Regions from separate parts of the Mus musculus genome. Here region 2 is linked to region 1. The links are chromatin contacts, found by Hi-C or POLR2A ChIA-PET in ENCODE. All regions are on one chromosome and are shown on one strand. The core of a region is the stretch at or near the end of the contact, and the rest is flanking DNA. Distances in the headings are between cores, read along the strand shown.

Evidence for each region. Hi-C counts contacts between places; a loop is a spot of excess contacts on that map. ChIA-PET counts read pairs that join two places held with the same protein, here RNA polymerase II (POLR2A).
Region 2: POLR2A ChIA-PET joins it to region 1 with 18 read pairs in embryonic stem cell. The contact joins the promoter of Btg3 here to the promoter of Cxadr in region 1. A Hi-C loop is called at or near these places in 2 of 37 maps with a recorded cell type or tissue (T-helper 17 cell and regulatory T cell). POLR2A ChIA-PET finds 5 or more read pairs at or near these places in 3 of 5 experiments (Patski and embryonic stem cell).

What each region holds. Positions count from the first base shown.
Region 1 is chr16:78,299,699-78,303,687 of GRCm38, reverse strand. Cxadr (coxsackie virus and adenovirus receptor) reads right to left here and starts at 2,017. Exons shown (of 7, transcript NM_001025192.3): 1 at 1,814-2,017. The coding sequence starts at 1,856.
Region 2 is chr16:78,374,858-78,378,846 of GRCm38, reverse strand. It overlaps Btg3 (BTG anti-proliferation factor 3), which reads left to right and starts at 2,037. Exons shown (of 5, transcript NM_009770.3): 1 at 2,037-2,246.

The DNA.
Region 1 (3,989 bases), core at 768-3,267:
TTTAGAACTTGCAAAGACAGTCTACAGCAGTGCAGTGTTTAATGAGTAAACCTTATTTTGCAAATAGAAGAGTCAGTGGGTATGAGCACGAAATTTCTCACCACTACACTAAGAGTCAGATCTACAAAAATTATCAAAGTCATACATCAATAAGTTTCTGAGGTCTTTGGAACTTGGGTTTAGCATTTATTTTATTTGTTGGTTGATTGGTTGGTTGGGGGCTGGGGGTCAGTGTCAGCTGAGAAATTTGAGTTCTGAGGCAGAAAAACGGGAGTTGAAAAGAGTTGTCCTGTTTAGACAAAAAAACATCTGTCCTTCGAGAGTGTGCTCACATACATTATATGAATGAAGAGCTAGGTATATTAAAATAGCCTTAATGGAAAGAGTGACCACCAGAGAGGTATTTCAGAAGAGGAAGAGGGGGAAAAAGCATTACTTCATAAGAAAGAAAAAAGAGGAAGATAGTTCCCTGCATCCTCTTCATTCCTCCAATTTCTGCTTTGGATGTATTCAACTTCGGTTTGTTTTACCAAACAAAGGTGGGATTCACCGAGCAGACTGGTTCAACGACCCTTCCTGTTTTTCACAAGATTTAATTTCGAAATTTCAGCCAAGCCTAAAAGATCTGTATCCAAAAAAAAAGGTGGAGGTGGAGGCGGTGTGGTAGCCTCAGCTCCACAGATTAGACTTGTTAATAGAATGTTGATCCCATGAGTAATGTCCACAGCTGTGGCATCCAACAATGGAATTAACATTTCAGCAGGAAGCAGAGAGAGCCATCCCAGTAGAGCTGAGGCAGATCCAACAACCTTCCCAACTCCCGCAATCCTAAGCAATCCTCTTCGGAGGCTACGGTGTGTGTGCGCGTGCGTGCTTCCCAGAGTTGAACGTGTAAATCTTTTACATGACTCACTTGGCTCGAAAATTCCTCCAATTGCTTAGTATTAGGAAATGAGACCGACTTGTTAAAAACACACTTAGAAAAAGATTAATTTCTAAGTGCTAGAATGCGTATGCGTCCTGGGGTCCAGGCATTTTTTTTTTAATGCCTTATTTCCTGAAAGAGACGCTCTGCAGCTGAAAGATGTACTGGGCGATTTCTACCACCACACGCCTCACCACCTGAACGTCAATCATCATACAAAAAAAAAAAAAAAAAATCAACTTATTACAAACCCGGGCTAACTCCTCCCCAACAGCGATTTCAGACCTTCGGCTCCTAATACCTCGTCTCGGAGCTGCTGGGTCGAGCTAGCCTGTTCTTTGAGACTAAAAACCAGCAGCTTCGGTGCTTCTTTCCTAAAGGTAGCCAGGGCGACTGACACCGAACGGCTCAGTCTTCTCTCAAATAATGGCGTTGGTAATTCAGCCTCCCCGGCTTGGACTACCCGATACCTAAAAACTCGCAGCCCGGAGCTTGGAAATCGGGGAAGGCTGGCGGCACACAACACCCAGGCAGACGCGGGAAACAGACAAGGGCAGATAAAGCCAAATGGTCCCCAGGGTAAGCTGCCCTGGAGGCGCGCCCCACACGCCCCTGGGCGAGCCTCCGCCACCGCCACCGGACGATCGGGTCCCCGCTCCGCTGCCTCCCAGACGCCTCACGCCCCCTGCGCCGCTCCCGGGGACCGATGCATTCTCCGGGCTGGCGCGCGTGGTCCGGGGCAGATCACCCTGTGCATGGGTGCCCATCCGCCACTACCACGGCAGCGCCCCCCAAATTGAGCCGCCCCCTCCCCCCACGCCCCATTGTTCCCGGGAGGCCGCGAGCTGGGAGCGCAAGCGACTGGGACGGAGAGGTGCCGCAACTCACCCGCGATCCCGCACAAGAGCACGAAGCACAGTAGGCGCGCCATGGTAGCTGCCGGCCGGGTCGTGGCTTGCAGGTAAACGATCTCGGCTGGGAGCCCTGGTTTTCCCAGAGCCTGGTACACTCCCGACTGGCTCCCGGCGGTGGCAGCAGCGAAGGCACCTCTGCGCCCCGCCCCAGCTCGGCAGGTGAACGCGTCACTTCCGGCAGCACCCGGGAGCCCCTAAGCAAGAGCCCACAGTGTTGGCGCCCTGGGGTTGCCATGGAAACTGGGATCAGCCCGCGTCCCACCCCCCCTCCCCACCCCCACTCCCCTCTAAGGAACCTTCCAGTCCCAGCGGTCTTGCGCGCTGTACACCTGCTTGCGCTAGCAGCCACCTCCAGCTCTCCCGACTCCTGGTTAAATCGCTTTGTGAGCTGGGAAGCAGCGAGCCAGTCTCACTGCTGAAACAGTCACGCCCTCCTCCCCAGAGCCCAGCTCCAGGCCGGAATTGCTCCCTCTCCCTAAACCTTGAGCTAGGTTTCTTTCGACACACCACTAGCCAGCAGTCACCGCATCCTGTGGTCAGGGGTGGGGACCTCCTGGCACCCGTGTTTCCAAGGGCGATCAGAGAGCCCCGCCAATATCTTGCCTTCTTTTTGAATGGCTAGGTTCCTATTGAAGGCTCAGGAGAGGCTTTTCTTCCGCCCCTGTATACACTAGACCTATAAATTGAGGCGGCAGGTTTAACAAATACTTGGGGCTTTTCTCCTCCTTGCGATTATGAGTCGTTCCAGCCCTGAAGTTAGCCCACAGGGACAAAAGAACTTTAAAAGTGGGACCGGTTGGGGATGGCTAAGTGAACGGGAGTGGCTCTTGGAAATTAGGAATTTGAAAAGCCAGTGCAATCCCGCCCTGCAGCTCTCCCAAGCTGTTATCCTCAGACTTGCCTTTGCTAACTATTCTTGGTTGCTCTTCCCAGATTTTTTTTTTAACTGTTAGAAATGTTGAAATTCACAAGAGCCCCATATTAGGAGGTAGAAAACAGAAGAAACCAGCGTAATGGCCAAGAGTTAGGGGTCTTGGTGGGCAAGTTATTTAGAAGTGAAAGTGAAATCGTGCATTAAAAAAAAAAATGCTTGGTAGGTCCAGAGATGGCTCAACAGTTAAGAGCAATGGCTGCTCATCCACAGGTCCCGAGTTCAACTCCCAGCAACCACATAGTGGCTGGCTCACAACCATCTGTAATGGGATCAAGTACCCTCTTCTGGTATATCTGAAGACAGCGACAGTGTATTCAAATATATAAAAATAAATAAATCTTTTTTAAAAAATGCTTGCCCCCCCCCCCACAGAGCACATAGTGCTCAGCAAGTAGGGACTAATAAAGGAATATTGGGAATGCCTTGTTGCTTGTTGAACCAGAGAAAAGAGAGAAGGCAGGTGTAGGGGGTGATAGGGATGTCCCCACAGGCTCATATATTTAAATGCTTAATCACTATTTGGAAGGATTAGAAGGATTGGGTACTGCAGCCTTTTGGAGTAGGTGTGGCCTTGTTGGAGGAGGTGAATCCCTGGGGGCAGGCTTAGAGGTTTCAAAACACCCATAAGATCCTGGCTCTCTCTTGCCTCTTCCCACCTCCTCTCCTTTCCGATCAAGATGAGGCTCTCAGCTTCATCTGCCTCATACCTGCATCATTGCCTGTCTGCATGCTCCCTGCATGATAATTATGGACTGAAAACGGTAGGCAAGTCTCCAATTAAATGCCCTATTTTGTAAGAGCTGCCTTTGCCGTGGTGTCTATTCATAGTAACAGAACAATAACTGGGACAGAAGAATAACCAGACTTAAGGCTACAGGCTCCTACGGGGGAGGGAAAAGAGTAGAGTCCAAGCAGAGGTGCGCTACCCTGCTAAAGAGCTTAAAGCGTTGGCTAATTCAGTCAAGCAGAAGCCTGGGAATGGACTTTAAGGGGGTGAGACAATGGTAGAAAGAACATAAAACTGGATTAGGCTGAGTTTACTGACATGGGTGCACTGAATGGAGAGTCTAGGTTTAGTATGGAAGCTTGCACAGTCAACAAGGATGCCAGACGTCTGACTAGTTGGCTGAGGCATTTGTTCAGATGCTAAAAGATGGCCTACTAAAAAGGAGTTGGAGATGCCCGATATCCGTTGGCTTAATGTTGATGAAGGGAT
Region 2 (3,989 bases), core at 788-3,287, 75 kb before region 1:
TCCAGCACAGCCAGGGCTACACAGAGAAACCCTATCTCAAAAAAAGCAAACAAAGAAAAAAATTACATAGAACATTAGTCATGAGATTTTGAAATTTCCTGGCAGTTAAAAATGTTTGTAACTACCTATTTTGTGAAACTGTAGAGTTAAGAGCTGTTAGCAGTAAAACAACGTCAATGTGATTATTTGTTTTAAACGAAAGCACATCTCCGGGAATAGTCCCACGGATGTATATGACAGCACCCCCTTTAAATTGAGAAATAGCTTTAGTTTCACAATAGTAGAAGTGCTTCTCACAAAATAGAGGCATAGCACACTAGTTTTATAATGGTTTGAGGGTTTTATACTTCTGGTAAAAAATTATTATTTTTGAGGCTCACAAGGCTATAATCACCAACATAGTCTAAATAAAGCTTTAACAATTAGTTCTTGGAATGAATTTATGAAATTCCTAGGCAAATGGATGGACCTGGAGGGCATCATCCTGAGTGAGGTAACCCAATCACAAAAGAACTCACATGATATGTACTCACTGATAAGTGGATATTAGCCCAGAAACTTAGAATACCCAAGATACAAGATACAATTTGCAAAACACATGAAACTCAAGAAGAACGAAGACGAAAGTGTGGACACTTTGCTCTTTCTTAGAATTGGGACCAAAACACCCATGGAAGGAGTTACAGAGACAAAGTTTGGAGCTGAGACGAAAGGATGGACCATCTAGAGACTGCCATACCCGGGGATCCATCCCATAATCAGCCTCCAAACGCAGACACCATTGCATACACTAGGAAGATGTTGCTGAAAGGACCCTGATATAGCTGTCTCTTGCGAGGCTATGCCCCGGCCTAGCAAACACAGAAGTGGAGGCTCACAGTCAGCTATTGGATGGATCACAGGGCTCCCAATGGAGGAGCTAGAGAAAGTACCCAAGGAGCTAAAGGGATCTGCAACCCTATAGGTGGAACAATATGAACTAACCAGGAGCCCCCCACCCCCCACCCCTCAGCTGGTCTCTAGCTGCATATGTAGCAGAAGATGACCTAGTCGGCCATCACTGGAAAGAGAAAGAGTCTTGCAAACTTTATATGCCTCTGTACAGGGGAACACCAGGGCCAAGAAGTGGGAGTGGGGGGAGGGAGGGTTTGGGGGACTTATGGGGTAGCATTGGAAATGTAAATGAAGAAAATAAGTAATGAAAAAAAAAACAATGGTAATCTGCATTTTTAAATTCTCTTTTAATGAGTGTCTTGTGTTTTTCCGGCCTGTCTGACTTATCAGCTGCTTTCACAACACTAACACCTAGCTGCCAGTTCAGCCTAAGGGACGGAAAGATGGGCCTTTCTTCGGAAAGTTTATCTTCCCTCTTCTTATGTGTTTAGTCAAGGCTTAAAAGCTACCCCTCCCCCCCAAGTCCTTGAGTTAGAAGTATCTGAGAAATACAAAGCCTGGCCACTCCACTCATCCATTGGGCCATCAGTGCTGGCAGAGACACCCCGTACTCAACAGGAGGCTGCCACGGTCACATGGAGGCACGAGCTCTGCCAGCCAAGTGTCCAGGTAAGAGTTTTACCCAAGCCATCTCACGTACAGGGAGGCAGCTAGTGACCTCACGACCGGAGGGACTTGGCAAGCCCTCAGTGCCAAGCTCCCCTCCGCAGCCGCTTCGTGCAGAGGTGGGTAGGAGGGGGAGAGCCCATCAAAGCAGAATCCGGATTGAACTTGCCCTCAGGCAGCAGAGAGGCGGGCGGATCCAAGGGAGAGAGCCCCGCGTGGGGAGGAGTGGCCGAAGAGCCAAGAGGAAGCGTCCTGCCCACCCCACTGAGGGAGGCAAGGCCCTCGGGGCTCGCGCAGGAGGCACTGCGACCTCGTGCCAGCACGGCCGTCGGAGCCCAGGCTCTGCGCGCGGCCGGAGGCAGGAGCCGGCCACGCGCACCGGTGGAGGGGGGCGGGCCCGAGGGAAGCCCCGCCCCCAGGGCGCGCGGATTGGTTCTTCGCGGCGCCGGGCCTCTCCTAGTCATCGCCCCTCCCTTCTTCCGGGCCTCGAGCCCCCCGTGGGCCGCGTCGGGACTGCGTTCGCCCTGTCGGCCGCGCGCTCCGCCGCCCGCCAGTCTGGTCGGCGCGCGCTCAGCGGCGGCGGCGGCGGCCCGACGACGCAGCAGCGGCGCTCGCGCTCGGCTCCCCGGCCACGGGACGCGGTCGCACCCGGCGAGGGTGCAGCCCCCGGAGCGGCGGCGGCGGCGGTGAGGAGAGCCCGCCGGGGGTCGGAGTCGGGGACGCGGTGGCAGTGAGGAGGGCAGGCCTGGCATAAGGGGACGCGGCGGGGACCCCCGGGCATCGCGGCGGAGGGAGGTTGGGACGCGCCCGCCGCCACGTCGAAAGCGGAGCGGCCGAGGGATGCGCGGCGCGGAGGGGAGCGGCGGCGGGTCCTCGGTGGGGTTGGGACGCCTCCTCCGGCGCGTGCCACGTCGCCTGCCGCCCCCGGGGAGGCGACAGCGGGCGGGCAGGGGCAAGCCGGTTTGTTTGCACAGGTTAGACGCGGCGCGCAGGCCGTCCACTCGGAGCGCGTGGGGGGCTCTCTCCACCCGCGCCGGGCTGGGAGGGGAGCCCGATCCGGCTGCATCTGGATCCCGCTGGCCAAAGCCGCCCGGGGCGGTCAGGGCCTCTCGGCGCGACCACGCTTGCCGTCCCCTCCACCTCGGCAGCGTCCACCTGGAGAAGTTGTGGTTTCTAGAAACTGCGAGTGGCTTTTTCGTTACTGGGGAGGGGTTGGGGGGGGTGGGGGGTGGGGAGACTGCAAAGTTAGAAACTCCTAGAAGGCCGAGCTCGTGGAACAAAGTAGAACTTGAGGAGCAGCCGCCGCGGTGACGACGTCCTGGGGTGACGTCACCAAGCGGTGTTTAAAATGGGAGCTTTGGGGGACAGTGTGGGTGGCACTAGGCGCCTAAGGTCTAATCCCCCACCCCCGGTCCCCGGTGGTATTCACACCCCCCACACACCCTCCCCCGAGGTTTAGACCTTTCTCTGTGCCTTTGGTACTTCTGGAACACTGATAAGAGGGGGTTAATTCTTAAGCTATTCCATTCCTTCAAACAGAAAAATAAATAAGTCCGTATGACTCATCTTCTGTTACAAACCAAAAAGCAACCGCTAAGTGGTTCTTTCCTTCCTTAATTTTATTTTATTTATTTATTTTTTTTAATATGAAGTTGAGGAAACAAAAAGCAAATCCCCCAAACTGTTAGGTAGCACGTACTGGCCCAGTTGGTGAATGAGAGGGGTCTAGGAATCATTACATTTCTCTAGTGTGAGTCTTCTATCTTGTTTGGAGTGGAGCGTATGCGGCTCCATCTGCGACATCCTCGCCCAAGTTGTGTATTCAGTTTCAGTGGGTTTTGCTGGTCCATCACAAGGTGCTATACATGAAGTATAAAGGAAGCTTCGGAGAGCGGAAGAGGCCTCACACTGCAGGAGGAGGGAGGTGGCACAGCAGTTGTAGTAGACTGAAGTTCTATGTGCCCACCACTGGTGTGTGAGGATTCTATCTACCGGCTGACCATAGCAGTAGAGGGTGTATTAGGCATTCTAAGCATCCAAGAGGAACGTTTGGGTGTTTTCCGTCTAGGATCCGAGTGAGTAGGGCTGCCAGGACAAATCTCAGATACTATATAGAATTTCCTTCACTCTGAGGACCCTCGTTTGCATTTGCACGCAGAGTAAAAATCACATTAGACAAGAAACTTAAGAGAGCAGTTTTAGTAAATCTTTAAAAACCGGTGTTTCTTTTTTCTCTTTCATCTTTTTTTTTTTTTTTTTAATTTATAAGACCAGACTGCCAGACTGTTGTTAAGCTAGTTCACTGTATAGTCAATACATTAGGGCCCGACATTGGCGCCCAGAAAGATGACGTTACTTAGTAAATGTTGGATCAGAATATCTCCAAGTTCCATTCAGCCAAGTGAATGAGCTCATCTCAAAGCATACAT